2 separate regions of the Mus musculus genome follow, and region 2 is linked to region 1. Evidence: chromatin loops called from intact Hi-C (ENCODE). Cell type or tissue: left cerebral cortex. All regions are shown on one strand.

The links. A loop is a pair of places that touch in the nucleus more often than their neighbours do. Peaks named below come from ENCODE experiments on the same cell type or tissue, not always from the same donor. Only the 100,000 strongest peaks of a DNase experiment are listed, where the experiment ranks them.
Region 2: a loop joins it to region 1, with 2.9 times the contacts of the local background. A loop is called at or near these places in 6 of 42 quality-filtered maps.

What each region holds. Positions count from the first base shown.
Region 1 is chr7:122,286,360-122,294,359 of GRCm38, reverse strand. Prkcb (protein kinase C, beta) reads right to left here and starts at 5,235. Exons shown (of 17, transcript NM_008855.2): 1 at 4,843-5,235; 2 at 3,816-3,847. The coding sequence starts at 5,015. Gm51497 (a long non-coding RNA gene) reads left to right here. Exons shown (of 3, transcript XR_003946872.1): 2 at 1,114-1,236; 3 at 1,628-3,724. In left cerebral cortex, CTCF peaks have their summits at 2,076 and 4,068 (motif pointing right); DNase peaks (open chromatin) are centred at 4,885, 4,988, 5,322, 5,630 and 6 more places; H3K4me3 peaks cover 4,006 bases; H3K27ac peaks cover 3,531 bases.
Region 2 is chr7:122,441,321-122,449,320 of GRCm38, reverse strand. All of the region lies in intron 3 of Prkcb (protein kinase C, beta), which reads right to left. It also overlaps the pseudogene Gm14388. Among named protein-coding and RNA genes, the nearest start is that of Gm51497, 150 kb to the right of the region's middle. In left cerebral cortex, a CTCF peak has its summit at 4,050; a DNase peak (open chromatin) is centred at 4,064.

The DNA.
Region 1 (8,000 bases):
TAGAAACACACCCATCTGAGCACATGAAACAGGCACAGTCATTTCCCGAGTTCCAGTCAGCTCTGCCCTGCTTCGGCACACTTTCCCACCATTAATCAAGTCCTGACGATCATCTTACTTTGAGTTGTTTACTCTCACGGTGGATATTTCTCCTTAGCTACTTACTTTACCCCAGAGCTCTACAAAGGAGACACTGTGTCCTCTTTCACCAAGATGGCGAGCAAGGTTACAGTGTGGGGATGGACTCCCCAAGGTCACACCGTGAGCAGATAGAAGATGAGGGATCAGAGTCCACGTCTGTCTGGTTCCAACCACGTGCTTTAAACACCTAGATCTGAACATCTTAATGCTTCTCTATTTCTACTGAAATGACTTCCTTTAACAAAAAAAGAGAAAAGTTTCCTCTCTGCCAAACTGCAAAGTCTTTCTTTGGATAAAAGTTGAAATCCTCCCAGTGATTAGTGAGTTGATTAGAATTTAAGCACAGCGTGCAGGTTCTAGGGTTGTTAAAAGAGTGCCTTGGAGAAAGAAAGGTTTGTCCTGTGGCATAATGGGTCCCATTTCTAATCCAAAATTGTGTGCAATTTCACAAGAGGGATCCTCTGTCAGCTGAGGCATTATCAAAGAGAGAAGGAGGAGGGTGGGTAAATCAGTGGCAGTTAACCGAGAGTTTTGTCCTTTAGCTGTACAAAAGCCAGAAGTCTGTTCTTAAGAAAGCTTCCCAAGTCTATAAAAATCTGTGGTTCCCTGTGGTTCCTGGATGCTCTGTCCTGCACCCCGATTTCCATGACAGCTACTGGAGCATTGGGGCAGTGACAAGGGCATCTTAATCTTGGGATCCTCCCACACCATCCTGAGGGGTTAGCCAATCTCTGCTTCCTCCACCTTTGAGATGGAAACATCCTTCCCTCCCTCCGCTGTTGGCTGGGAACGTGCTACCTGAGCTGAACACTACTGTCCTCTAGGTTTGCTCGGAACGAGACGTGGACATTCATTGGGTTCTACTCTAGCCAATATATACCGAGTATATAGCCAATTCTCTCTAGGCAACATCCCTAAGAGCCACTGAAAATGATGTGTCTTTTGACTTCTTTTGTCCCTTTCCTGTCCCAGCTGGCTAAAAGGAGGCCTGGTGCCTGGAGAATCCAGTATCTTCTTGAGCTGTGAGATAACTATTGCTCCCTGGGACAGCATCATAGAAAACTGAAGGACCAGATCTCTGAACTGTTGACTTAGGTAAAAGAATAAACTCTGTTTGTTTTCTATTATAATGTTGGTCCTACTTTAAGTAAATTCACTTTAAGGTAAGATATCAGGCACCAGGTACTGAAAATAATCCTATAAAAGGAGCTCGTCTGTGGTTCCAGAATTAGTTCCAAGCAACACTGGGTACCAGTGATAAACTCCCTCCCTGCCTTCTAGGCTGTGTCCCACTCTAAGCAGCTCAGCTCAGGGCCCATGAATCTACCCCACCCCCTCCTTCCTCCTACCCACTCCAAGTCAGATGGAGTAGCCCATCAACGCAGTAACAGAGGGCCAGATGTTCAGAGAGCTAAGGGGTGAAAAAATGAAAAGAGAAATGATTTTGAAAATACCTTTCACCCCTCCCCTTTCCTTTTGTTCCCAGGAACCCAGGGAGTCGAGCACACGAGGCAAACGCACTGCCAGCTTCTGAAAAAGTCTTATTCCTAAAGTTAATCATACTTCTTGAAAACTTTCATTCTGATTTTTTTCTCATTGTGCCAAAAAAAAAAAAAAATCCTAGGCTTTGAATAAAAGGATCTCCTGCTCCATATGTGCAGTCCCCCGCACATTCCAAAGCTGACTTTCCCAGCCATCAATAACAGAGAGCAGGTGGCACAGGAGAGCCACAGAAGCAGGGTTTAAAAAATCACCCCTGACCTCGACAAGAGACAAAAACAGAAACCAATTCATGCGAGTGAAAGGCAACCTCACAGATTCCACATTCCCCACACCGAGCCACTCTCGGTGCTGTGTTTAAGAGAGACAAGTTCTAGAAAACCATCCAGACGGTGCCACTGGCCTGACTCGTTGCCACCGGCAGGGACTTGGCAGTCCTTCCATGTACTGTATAAAACTGAGGCTCTGGATCTCAGCAGAGGAGGCTGGAAACTTCCTGTCCCACTCCAGAACTCAGTAAAAGCCTTCAGCTTAGGGCAGCCAGGCCCATGCATGTCCCAAAGCCACCTCTGAGCACTGGGGTCTTTTGATTTTGCATGCAGCGCAATGGTGCAAAGCAAAGTTATCCATGGGCACTACTGTCTCACTTCAGGCTATTCCACACCCACACGCTTTCCTCTCCAGATTTAAGGCCAGTTCACAGGGTGGAGGATGGCAATTCGACCCTGAGAATACCTGTATTCCCAACACCTGGGAGACTAACAAAGAAAGACAGAAAAGCTTCCAGGACAAGGTCAGTCTGGGCACAAAGTGAATCTGAGTGAGAACGGGGAAGGGGGGGATAGGAAGGGGAGGGAAAAGGTAGGAGGGGGAGGAGGTGTTGGGAGGAGAAGATGCAGAACCACTTCTGACCAAACCCAACCACACCTGGCTTAAAGGGAGAGAGAGGGGCAAAACAACCCTGTAAATTCAAGAGGCAAAGGGGGTCAGAATTGTAGAAGGCCAGTGTTGAACAGAGACATAGCCTCGAATGTCTGCTCATTGGTAAAGGGATGACCTCAGTTCCAAATGATCGATTCAGCATGAAAGTAGAGTCAGTATTCAACAAGTTGAATGCTGTGTGTGTGTGTGTGTGTGTGTGAGAGAGAGAGAGAGAGAGAGAGAGAGAGAGAGAGAGACAGAGAGAGAGACAGAGAGAGAGACAGAGAGAGAAAGACAGAGAGACAGACAGACAGAGACAGACAGACAGACAGACAGACAGACAGACAGACAGACAGACAGAGACAGAGACAGAGACAGAGACAGAGACAGAGGGGAGAGAGAAATTCACAAACTATTTATGGCATTCTAAGGGTTAAACAAGGCCACATCTTTAGAGATTCAATTTAAAACCTATCTTTCCCCCTCTCCCATTTTGCATCAGAGCCTCTCTGGAACAAAGCAGGCACTCTCCTGAGCTACATTCCTCAGTCCACAGTCCATCTTGTAGGCACAAACCCTAGAGATAAGAGAGGCCACCAAGTCTCTGATATTTGATTAGGTACCCCTGGTTAAAATCATGGCTCTTGAGCTAGAATCAAGAACCCAGGTAAGGAGTCTCTTGGAGTCCTTCTTGTGCCTCCTCAGATGTTAAAAAGGGCAACCTCAGGCAGGATCCCAGAGGCACCCCATCTGGAACCACCGCTTTCAAAGAGAGAGGAGGCCCAGGGGAAACCACAGTTGCTTTTCTAGGGGGATGCGCCATCTGCAGATGGCAGCCACCTGCAAAGCAGGGGAAAGAGGCAGACCCTCCTACTGGGAGGTAAGGGAGAGCAATGAGCAAGAAAGGGCTGGAATTAGGAAGAAAGAGGTTCCCTCCACACACAAGAGTCCTTGAAGACATTTCATTTCTTAAGCAGGGCTGGCAGTCCTGAGAGAATGCTCAGATAGCAGCGGGATGGATGCACTTTTTGACTTTTAGGGCCTTCCAGGAGCTCCACTGGCCTTTCCTGGATGGTGCATCTCTGGCCCAAATACACACCCCTTAAAAGGACCCTTTGGTGGTGAAGGATTCCTAGCCTGGGAGGTCACTCTGACAGGCAGGATTACTTCACTCTGCCTAACTCGGCCACGTCTTTGAAGTCTGTATTACTCTCTCTTCCCACCATCGGCATCCACAGCGCCACAAAGCCTACCTTGACACTGGAATCCCTGCTTCCCGAAGCCCCTGTAAAAGCACAAGAGGGAGTATCAGTCTGAGGGGTCCAGTTACCAGCTAGTTTCACACAGTCGCCCTCTCCCTTCCCACTGTCCCTCTACCCCAGGGGCAACCTCCTAGCTACAGCCTGGTCTCCAAGGTGTCTTCCACCTTGGATGGGATTGGGAGGTACACTACCGGAGCTTGGCAGTAACCCCCACCTCACATCTCCCCTGCAGTACAGAGGCGACCACGACCACCAGGTGGCAGGATGCGAGGGTGCATTTCCGCCCGGGTGGGGGCGGAAGGCGGGCTGGATATTTGCCCAAGGAGATGCCGGGAGTACCCTCAAGGAAAGAGAAAAGGACCTGTCTAGGGGGAGGATGATAGGGACTTCACCACGGTGGTAACACCTGAGGGGCTAGGGGGCGGGGGGAAGGTCCCCCCATGCTTGGAGGGGCAGAGGGAAGAAAGGGGCCCTGCAGCGACTTGAGGGTGAGAACCAAGGAATGAAAGGGGTGCTCAAGACTCTGGAGGCGAAGTAAGAGATAACCCAGGGCACTGCTCTAGGGACGCAGAGGGAAGGATGCTCCACGCCCCGGGGAAGTAGAGGACACCCCAGAGAGCTGCCCCGGAAAGGAGGGGTGAGGGTGAGAGCTCCTCGAGCCCGGAAGGAGGCAGAAAGATCGGGAACCTCAGGCGAGAAAGACACCCGCGGAGCTGCCCTGCCGAGGAGGGACAGCCACACTGAGCCCTGAGCCAGGTGTCGAAAAGGCGCCTGCAGCGCTGTCCCTAGGCGCTCGGGCGACAGAGTGCAAGAGGGCAGAAGGCGCCTGGCGGCCAGCCGTCTGGGAGCAGAGAACCCAGCACCTGAGGGACTGGCCATCCGGGAGCGCAGGGCATAAGGGTCCAGCGGGATGGGGGTGATCACACGGCTCCTCCCCCCGGGGGCAACAACAGGGGTCCCCATGCGTGTCGCTGCCCTCTAGGGCCCCAGGCAGGTGGCCCGCGCGGCGCACTCTCACCAGATGAAGTCGGTGCAGTGGCTGCAGAAGGTGGGCTGCTTGAAGAAGCGGGCGGTGAATTTGTGGTTCTTCACCTCGTGCACGTTCTTCTGCCGGAGGGCGCCTTTGCGGGCGAAGCGCACTGTGCTCTCCTCGCCCTCGCTCGGCGGCGGCCCCGCAGCCGGGTCAGCCATCTTGCGCGCGCGGGGACTGGGGGGAGCCCCGAGAGGTGGCGGCCCCGGGGCGGCGGGACCGCGGGGCTGCAAGCCCGGAAAGGCGCGGGACTAGGCGGCCGCTGCTGCCGCCCGGGGACCGCAGGGCCGCGCTGCCCCTTCGCGCCGGCTCTGGCGGCGGCCGCGCGCGCGTAGCTGGGCTGTCACTCGCCCAGCTGCTGCCGCTGGTCCAGCTGTGCTTGGCACCGCTGGCCCCAGCTGCGGGGGAGGGAGGCGGAGCCCCAGTGTAACCCCGCCTCCCTCATTTGCATGAAACCCAGGCCCCGCCCAGAGCCGCCAGCTGCTTTACATATCGGCACCACCAGTACCACCAGCAGAGACACACACAGACACACACACACACATACACGTACACCGCAACCCGCAGGCCTCCCAGCCAAGTGTTCTTAGCCGCAGCGCTGCGGCGCGAGGACCGCAGTCTGCGCTGGACAGATCTGAGCCGCGCCCCTGGCACCCTGTCCTAGGCCCTGGGGTGCGTTAAGATGAGCACCTCGGTTGATCCAGCAATGACCAAACGCCTAAGGACCCAAGGGGCTCAAGGAGATGAGGGTTGAACAGGCTGGAAGCAGCCAGTTTCACCTTGGCCTCTGCAGAGACTGGTACCCAGCACCCTCCATCCATCATCCCATTGGTCATTCGGCATGCGTCTCCTGGAGGGATGGGCTTTCATTGTCACTCATCCGGAAAGGCCTGTGGCCACACACACACACACACACACACACCAAGGTCTGCAGAGGTAGGGGAGGACTATACATATATGCATATGTATATATGTATATATCCACCACAAAGACTTGTCTCCACTTGCTCGAACACTTAGAACTCTCTCCACAAAAAGACAGTTTCCCCAACCCCAAAATGGCTGGGCTAATGATGACAGGAGACAAATTTAATAAATGAGCGTTTCCCTACATTTCATTCACTTTTGTCCCTTCTGGTCATACTTGTGCAGTCTGTTAAAACAAAAGTCTATGTGATTGGAAATACCTAGGTTTGTGTGGGTTAAGATCTCCCCAGGTGCTGTCCTCACACCTGGGGCCTTCTTGTATTTGTTAGGAGAGATTTCAAATGTTCAGGGAACATTAATATCCAACGCCATACTCCCCTTGATGCCACTTGAAGGATGGGAAGATAACCAATGATACGACATTGCATGTTATATAAGGCACTGCATCTAAATCTCCCTCTGGTGTGATGCTCTACAGCCTGGGGATGAAAAATGGCATCTGACCGAACTCTTCCACACGTCCCCGGCATTGTTAATGACACCTTCATGTCTCCTGGTGTTGAGTTTAGCATCTGACAGCTCCTACAAGCCCAGTGAGCACTGCTTGAGTAAGTAACAGAATGGAAGAAGGTTACCTGTACCATGCATGACCTGTAAATGTGCAAAAATTAAAACTAAACATACAGGGTGTCAGGGAGGCTTGTGCACTGTCTCATTCGGTCACAACCATAACCTGTATAGACCAGGTAAGTTCTGTGAATAAGCAAAATTAGATGGAAGTGAGTAAGGGGTACACAGTCTCGGGGTTGTACAATGGAGGCTGTCCAGACTACAAAGTGCACTGGTGACAAAGGGTTGGGCCTCTGTAGTGGCAGAGCCTGGATACCACTCTGACAATTCCTACTGGGAGCTCCTGAGCAGAGAGTCACAGTGAGGTGTCTAGCAACTGCATGGTGAGCTATATACCTATAATAATACAGTGTCCTTCCCCTACATAGTAATGCAAAGGTAACAAGGGGGAAAAAGGCATTCACTTTTAAGGTTGGCATGTTTGGGAAACTGGATGTCCCTGGCTATTCTTAGTCTTTTGAGAGGCTCCAGCACCTCCCAGGGAGACTTGGGAAAACATCCCAGGAGACATTGCTGCTGAAGGAGATTTCCTTTGAAAGATGAACTGGAGGCTCACAGCCCACATCCTGTCTTTTGAACCAAGTGCTCTGAGTGACTTTGGTCTGTAACAACAAACTACCTCATGGTGTCTAGGCCTGGAGCCGCATTGCTGCTGTCCTAAAAGCCATTCCATTCCTGGAAGAGCTGTGTGAAGAGAGGCTGGAGACTCAGGTTCCCAGAGGACCCAGATATCTACAGGTTAAAGTTCAAACTGTGGCCTTTGAATACTGGTTTTTGTTTTGTTTTGTTTTGTTTTGTTTTGTTTTGTTTTGTTTTGTTTTGCCAGCCCAGTGATCTTCCTTTCTTTTTATTGTTCACACTATAGTATTTTACCTAAATATCCAAATTATAAGTTCTCTGGTGGTGGGAGACAATGGAGCTTGCATCTCTGAGTTCATCTATTCATTTGTTCACTCGTTCAACAAAAATTACATGTGCCATTCCAGACACTAAAATAAGCCAGATAAAAGGTTCTGCCTTCATGGAACGTATGAACCAATTAATGAGACTGAGGAATGATAATCTATCAATTAACAAATCTCTACCAAGTGGTGTGAAATCTGTCCTGTAAATAAAAATGAATCATATAATCATAAATTATAAATTATGGTGAAAAAAATAACAGTATCCAAGGAAGCCCTTTATAACTAGGCTTATCTAAGAGAAAGCTTGAATGAAGTGATGGTGAGCAACCATGGCCCTGTCTGAGGCTAGAATTTTCTAAATAGATAAAAGAATAATGACAAAGGATTTAGCTCATCGTGCTGGACAAAAGCAAGGTGGTCTCTGTGTCTGAGATAGAAAAGAGGCAGCAGTGCTGGGCGGTGGTGGCACACGCCTTTAATCCCAGAACTTGGGAGGCAGAGGCAGGCAGATTACTGAGTTTGAGGCCAGCCTGGTCTACAGAGTGAGTTCCAGGACAGCCAGGGCTGTACAGGGAAACCCTGTCTCAAAAAAAGAAAGAGAGAGAGGGAGAGGGAGAGGGAGAGGGAGAGGGAGAGGGAGAGGGAGAGGGAGAGGGAGAGGGAGAGGGAGAGGGAGAGGGAGAG
Region 2 (8,000 bases), 150 kb before region 1:
CCCCATTCTCCGAAGTCCCTGTGACTCCCCACTGTGGTCCACTGTGCCTGTTTCTCTCTTCTCCTCTTGTAATTGTCCCTGCAGACTCCAGTTCTGTGATATCTGCAAGGTAACACCCTTCTTCACCCCACAGTCCTTTGGGTGTGAACACAGTTCCTCTTCCTTCCCAAAATTCCTCCCAGACACAATGTCAATGCTTGAAACTGCTGCACGCCCTTGCTGTCCAGCATCCCTAGAGTTTCCTCTTCCACCCCAAAGAATTGTGTTCTCACAACGCTGTTGCCATATTTCTCTCCCTCATGTTCATGTGGTAGGAGTTCTGTCACCAGAATAAACAGCAGGCAACCCACACTGCCAAGTGTCCTGGCACCTCTGATCCTGACACTCATGAACTCAGAGCTCACACGTTACCTGTGTAGGCACAGGACTGGGCTACTCTCACAAAGGGAGATGCCTCACCCCTCCCTGGGGATTTATATATAGTGAATGATTCATGGGAAGAAGAGGCCATTTCCTCAGTGTTACAGCCACTGGTATGGTGCCCATGCTTCTTAAGTAGCCCTCCCTGTAAACAGCCCTAAACAAGTCACTGGGTCATTTTAAAAACTGATTTATTTATTTTTATGTTATGTTAATTGGTGTTTTGCCTGGATGGATGGATGTCTGTGTGAGAGTATCCGATTCCTTGGCACTATAGTTACAGGCAGGTGTGAGCTGCCATGTGGTGCTGGGAATTGAACCTAGGTCCTCTGGAAGGGCAGCCATTGTTCCTAACCACTGAGGCATCTCTCCAACCTTATTGGGTCATATTTAGAGAAGACATGAAGTTCTTGGAAGCAAAGGACAGGAATGTCTTACGCTGGGCACCTTTTCATTGGACTCCTGACCCAGGCAGCCAAAAAAGAAAAGGCATAGCTAAGAGACAATAAAAAATAAAATAAAACTTTGAATCTCTAAGTCCAACATAACAACAACAACAACAACAACAAACAAACAAACAAAACAAAACCTTTCTGGCTCTGAAAGAGTATCCTTGTGACTTTGAACATAGAAGCTGTGTTCTGATGGATTCAGGCAAAGCTGCAGCTATGAAAAAACCAAAGCAAAGCAGAGCCAAAGACAGCATAAAGGTACACTCCAACAAGACACACCCCAGCAGGACATACCCCAACAGAGCATACCCCAGCAGGACACAACCAGCAGGACATACTCCAGAAAGACATATCCCAGAAGGACACACCTTGGCAGGACACACCCAACCGGGACACACCACTGCAGGGCACATTCCATCCGGGCACAGCTTCAGCCTGTGTTGTTCCCGGATATTACCGCCAATGAAACCTCCCAAAGCTGTACTTCCCAAATAAGAAGTGCTCAAGGCAGTGTCAGGTGGGTGGGGCTAAACTGAGCTGAAGACTCCCATTAGAAACAACCCTAAGATTGAAGGATGTGAGCAAATGTGGGCTCTGAAGGAACTGTGTGACCACAGGCAGTGAGCTGAGCCCCTGGATCCCTGTCCACAACAACAGACCTCTTCAATGTAGATGGACTTCAGGGACGAAGATCTCAGCACAGCGCTGACCACACAGAAATGCTAACTCTCTTTTTATCCTAGAGAGGAGAAACTACTGGTCAACCTCCCCAAAGCACAGCCATGTTTGATAGCATTCCTTTAGCACTTTCCTTAATGCAGTTTTCTTTCAATAAAAGCATTTGTGGTGGTTTGAATGAAGATGCACCCCCACAGGCTCACCTATTTGCTTGCTTAGTCCCCAGTTGATAGACTGTTTGGAAAGATTAGGAGGTGTGGCCTGGAGGAGGTTTGTCGCTGTGGAGGTGGGCTTTGAGAGCTTCCTCCTAGCTGCCCAAGGATGCCAGTCTTCTGTTAGCCTTCATAACAAGATGTAGAAGTCTCACCTCCTTCTTCAGCACCATGCCTGCCTGGGTACTGTCATGCTTCCTGCCTTGATGATAACGGTCTGAACCTCTGAACCTATAAGCCAGCCCCAATTAAATGTCCTTTATAAGAGATGCCTTGGTCATGGTGTCTGTTCACAGCAGTAAAACCTTAACCAAGGCAGTGCCTCTTCACAGTGCTGAAGAATAACTAAGACAGCATTTTAAAGTGAAATTCCTTAAATATGGGAATCAATGTGCAAATGGAGATTTTTTTTCTAATACACATTCAGATGAAATTCTTAAAATCAAATTTTAAAATGCCTGTCCCAATAGTTTTTAGGAGCTCTAGAGAGACAGGTATATATGTTCCTGGTGGAGAGGTCTATTGATACAATGCTCTGGGAACACTTTGGCACTGGTTACTGTACTAAGTGAGAGGCTTTGGGAGAGACATGCTTGAAGTACTGAGGAGGAAAGAAGACAGCTGCCTAGCCAACCTCATGAACCAAATCAAACCTGGAGATAACAGGGTGAGAGTGACAAATCCAGAGCGCCCTCATCTTCCCATTCTGGTTTTCACAGCAAATGGTTTTAGCCTGGACTTCCATTTCTTTCTCTCTGTGTCTGTCTGTCTATCTGTCTCTCTTTCTCTCTTTCCTTCCTCTCTTCCTCCTCCTCCTTCTCTTCTTTTCTTGAGGTAGAGTCTCTTACTGGAACCCAAGCTGGCCTGGAGCCCATTATGTAGCATAGGCTGGTCTTAAACTCACAGGGATCCTCCTGCTTCAGCTTCCTGTGGTGTGATTAAGCACAAATTTTTATTTTTTTTAATCCAATCAGTACTAGTGGGAGCCGCCTAAGTGAATCCTAGCGAGTGCAGCCACCAGGTCATGGATGTTGCCTAGTCGTCGGTAGGACTGCACTGGCATGGAAAGCCTGCAAGCGTGTCTCTCCATAATTGTAAGTCAGTTACTGACGTTAAATGATCAAAGACCATTCAGCTGAGACGTGAATTGTGCACAGATATGAGGTGTCATGAGTGTGGGGTACACATATATATTCTGTAATATGTGAATCAAAGAAACCTGTGCTATGTAGTACTGGTACATGAGAGAGAATCCCGGGACCTAGCACAAGCTATAGGATGCTACACTCCCAGCAAAGACTCTGAAAAGCTGAAGAAGAAAACAAACCGCCTAAGATGCTGAAGAATAAGTGCACACTACTTTTCTTTGTAAGCATTTGAGACAGGTAAGAAAATGTATTCTTAGCTGGGCATACACACTTGTAATCCCAGCACTTGTGGGGCTGAAATAGGAGCATCAAAAGTTTGAGGTCAAAAATGGGTGTTTTCGTTGGCCTTCCTCTGCTGTCATAAAAAACCTGACCCAAAGCAACTTGGGCAGGGGAGGGTTTATTGAGCTTATAGCTTACATTTCCCCACTAAGGGAAATCAGGGCAGGAAGTCAAGACGGGAATCCAGAGACAAGAAACGGAGCCATGGAAGAGTGCAGCTTACTGGCTTGCTCTCCACCAGCTGCCCAGCCTGCTGCTTTATAGACCCAGGCTGGCTCTGCCCACAGTGGGAGGGGCCTTCCCACATCAATCAGGAATCAAGAAAATGCTCCACAGATTCTCCAACAGACAAATCTGATAGGGGCATTTTCTCAGCTGAAGTTTCTTCTCCCAGAATGATCCTAGCTTATGTCAAGTTGACATATAAGCAACCTGTACACTGGGTTATATAGGGAATAGGTGGACAGACTGGACATAAGAACCTGGCTCTGCCTCTGAGATACAGAAGAAGAAAGAAGAGTGTCATTCCTAATTATTCCCACCGATGTAAAACTCCAGAACCACACACACAAGGAAATCTAATAAAAGTGTTTACTCCTGAGGCAGGAAAGAATGAAGAGGATTTCTCAATATCCACCTTTCTACGGTTTTTAAATAAACTAGCATATTCCAAGGCCCATCTGAGTACTTCACTCTGAAATACAGCAACACCTCCATGCCTCCGACTTCAAACAAAAGGCTATTAGTTCCCAGAAGACAAAAGAGGCTGGAAACCTTATAGAGATTAGGGTGGACTGAGATTGCTGTACAGCTGATATGTACGAAGTCAGAAGCTGCAGTTCCACCCACACGCCACAGGGGAGAGGGGGCGCTGTTTGTTCTTGCAGAGAGGATGAATACAACTGAAAGCGTGTATGAAAGACCGTAGGTGTGATGACTGGTGCTTTGCTTAAATGGCTTCTAATCCCTGCCTTTTACCTGGTGAGTCATTGTTCAGTTTCAAGGATGAACTTCTACTGTGTAAACCTGGTAGAACTCCACAGATGACTTCCTGGGCCCCTATACACACATGGTCAAAGTCAGTGAGTGTCAGGGACGAAGGGATAGCCACTTTCAAACGTCACTCCTGCCACTGGCAGTTAGCTCTGTGACTCTGGGAAAATTATTTAACCCTTTTAGGTTGTCACTTTCTTACCTGGAAATGGTTTACAAAGTAATGATTCCTAGGTAAACAAGGGACTTTGCAGAGCCATTTCATGGGAACTGCCTAACAGTAACTGGAGGAAATATGTATTTAATTAGTATACATTGCTACTGTTAATTTGCTTTTATTATTCTTCACCCCTTCCCATTTTATGGTACAAGGATGAACTCCAGAGCCTTTCATGTGCTAGGCAAGCACTTTCTCCACTGAACTATATCCCCAGCCTCTATTTGCCCATTTTTAAATTCAAGTTCATTACTTGCTAATTACTTGTAATGAATTTCCCCGTGTATTAATTAAGGATATTAAGTATTCATTCACAATATAGCATTTTCCCAGTTCTTCATTTGCCTTTTAATCCTGCTGATGAACTTTAAGTCAGTGTGCAGAGGCTGTGGGGAGAAGCACGTATCTGTGTTTAGGTGTGTATATATGTTTGCACGTGTATGTCTTTCTATCTGTTCATGCTATGTATGTGTGTGGTGTACGTATGTGCATGTATATGTACATGTGTGGTATGCATGTGTATTTGTATGTGTGTATGTGTGTATTCATAGGTGTCCATGTGTAATAAGGCATACTTTCCCTTTCTCTTTCGGGGTACTATCCCCCTGTCATAATTAGAAAGTCCTCCCCAGTATTTCCTTCTGGTCCACATTCATCTTTTATTCTTGCATCATTATCTCCCTTGGAATTCACCTTAATACAAGCGCTGATAAGAGACATTCATTCCTTTCTTGGTGTTTAGCCAGTCGTAACAACACACACACACACACACACACACGCACACGCACACGCACACGCACACATCTTTCCCCCTGCTGGTTTGAAATGTCTCTTTTATCACGTGTTAATCTCTTATGGATCTTTTGTTCACTTTTCGATTTCTCTTATGCTCCAGTGAAATCTCTATTCCTACCTCCAAACATAAAATGTTAATGTATGATAGGTTTCTGACACCTTGGCATCTCAAAACACTTAACCACCCACCCCTCTCCAGCGTGCCTGATAGTTTAAAAGTTTTCCAGGCTATATTTCTTCTCCTTAAACTTTTAAAGCTCTGATTAGCTGTAGAGAATTGTGTGATACTCCACACACATATGCGGCAGCCCTCCGGACTGCCTATTTTAGAGTCCCTTCTAGAAAACCTGCAACAGCGGTGCCAGCTCAGTGGTACTGGAGCATCCAATCCCAGGCTCTCCACAGGTGCCGAACAACTTACAAAGGAAGAGGTGAGCCAGTCAGGGCAGAGGTCAAGAAACTAGCAGAGCTGAGTGCTGCTCCTGAGCAAATCAGGAGGGTGGGTGGGTGTGCACAACCTGAGAGATGGTGGGGGGCTGGGAGGAGGACAAATTCAGAAATGATCTAAGCTTTTCTTCATGTCACTTCAGAAAAGCACTCCCTCCCAAAAAAGGGGTTTTTAATCAGGACTAAACTCTTTTATTTATGTGTATTTTCCCTTTTTGATTTATTTTTATTTTGTTGCCTTTAAGCTGGAATTTTTTTTTTTTTTTTGTATCTCAGTTGTATTTGATAACTTCCCAGTTGAATTCATGTTCCTTTCTGACATATATTCATATAAATTTGAGGTCTCTTTTCTGAAAATACACAAAAATTACTCATGCTTGCCTATAACTTTGTAAATTGCCGATGAGAGAACACTTACAAACACATACCAGTATTTAAGCACACTTACTTTTTTTTTTTTTTTTTTTAAAGCAAAGTGGCTCAAACAAGAACAAAGCTCAGGAAAGTAGACAAAAACCAAGTAAGACTGAAGATGGTAACTTTATCCATCTGCTGCTCCCATCCGTTGTTATTTTTGTTCCCCTTTTAGACAGGGTGTCACTGTCCAGCCCAGGACGGCCTGCTGGAGTCCCAGGCCCATCAGCACATCCAGCGTCTCCTCTCTCAAATCCCTCAACACCCTCAGTGTCTCTGAGCTTAAACTGCCAGTGTTAACTGGAAGGCTGCCGTGAATGGAGCTATTGTTACGAGAGCCTAGAGTAGAGAGTACACGGCAAGCAAACGGCACACTGGGTGCGGGTCATGCACACATTCCACTTAGACCAGACGACCCAGGCTTGCCGAGCTCAGAGGCTGATCTGGACCTTCTAGGTCACTCTTACTTTCTGGATTTTTGTTTTTGTTTTTGTTTTTTGTTCCATATTTGCTTGTTCCACTGTTTTGTAATCACCGCAAGGTCAGAGGTTTAGTTAGTCTAAGAATGCTTAGCCACACCTCAAACTGTCTGACTCAAATGCTTTTATCCTTCTGAACATATGCCTAATTCCCACCTACAATTATTTTAAAGATATACAGTAAGTCAGCTGAAAAGAGAGGTGGGGTATGGGGCTAAGGACTGCCACCACCCTTGGGCACAGCACTGATGAGTGAGCTGCTCAATGGTGGGGCTTAGGACCAGCTAGTAAGGCTTCTCCAGGAAGGCCTTGCAGCACCTAAGGCATTGCTGGTACACCACCTCGAAGTCAGAGTCATTGCCATAATAGGGATCTTCAATGATGAGCTGTTTCTGTGGATCATAGCTCCCAAGTAGCTCAATTTTAGCTTTGCAGTTTTTAACTTGATTACTTTTTCTATTGAGATCTCTCAGATTGCTTTCATCCATACATAGTATATAATCGAATGTGGCAAAGTCTTCTTTTGTAATCTGTCTTGCCTTATGGGCTGTGCTAATGCCACGATTTCTTAGGCAGCTGACAGCTCTTGGGTCTGGGGGCCGGCCCACGTTCCAGTCGGAAACGGCGCTGCTGTCAATGGCCCAATTATCTGAAACCTTTTCATCAGTTACCAGTTTCCTGAATACTGCTTCTGCAATGGGTGACCGGCAAATGTTACCAGGACACACGAACAGCACTGACTTGGACCCAACCTCTGCCATGTTTCGGTGCAGACCCTGAAGCTGGAATTTTTGCCATGTTAGTGTAACCAGTGGCTGCTGTAATGCGAGTTGTGTGTGTGTGTGTGTGTGTGTGTGTGTCTGTGTGTGTCTGTGTGTGTCTGTGTGTGGTGGTGGTGGTAATGCTATATAACTGGACAGCATGGCCAGCCTTGGGAGTCGTGTGCTGCTGCTCCTGTAGCTTTTCCTGGGAGATCTCTGTCCTTCTGGGTAAGCTGGTTTTGTCCACTTTGGGATTTCTAGCTGCCATTTCGGTGAGAGCTCTCAGCTCATTAGCTAGGGCATTCACGGAGCCCAGAGTGCAGTGGGGATAAGGGAGAGCCCTTCACAGCCCACAAGGACTAATTCTATGCCTTCTGGAAGGCTAAGCAGGCAGCTCAAGCGCCACCTAACCAATGGGATTCGTCCCCACCTCTAAGGGACATCCCTGACAGTCCAGCTCCCACTGTGCTTCCGAGTTATGGAGGATGAGTTTCCACCTCCTTTCTATCAAGTTAGTACCTGAAATTGGTCCAGGGACTGCCCATCTAGCATTGGGCTTGGCTCCATGTAGCGATGGGCCACCAGGTAGAAAGGCACCATAGCTCAGTAGCATGCCCAGGAAGGCCAGTCTGAGATTTACTCCTGACTCCATGACCTAACAGCTGTGTGACCTGGCGCAAGCTCCCTAACTTGTCTGTGCTC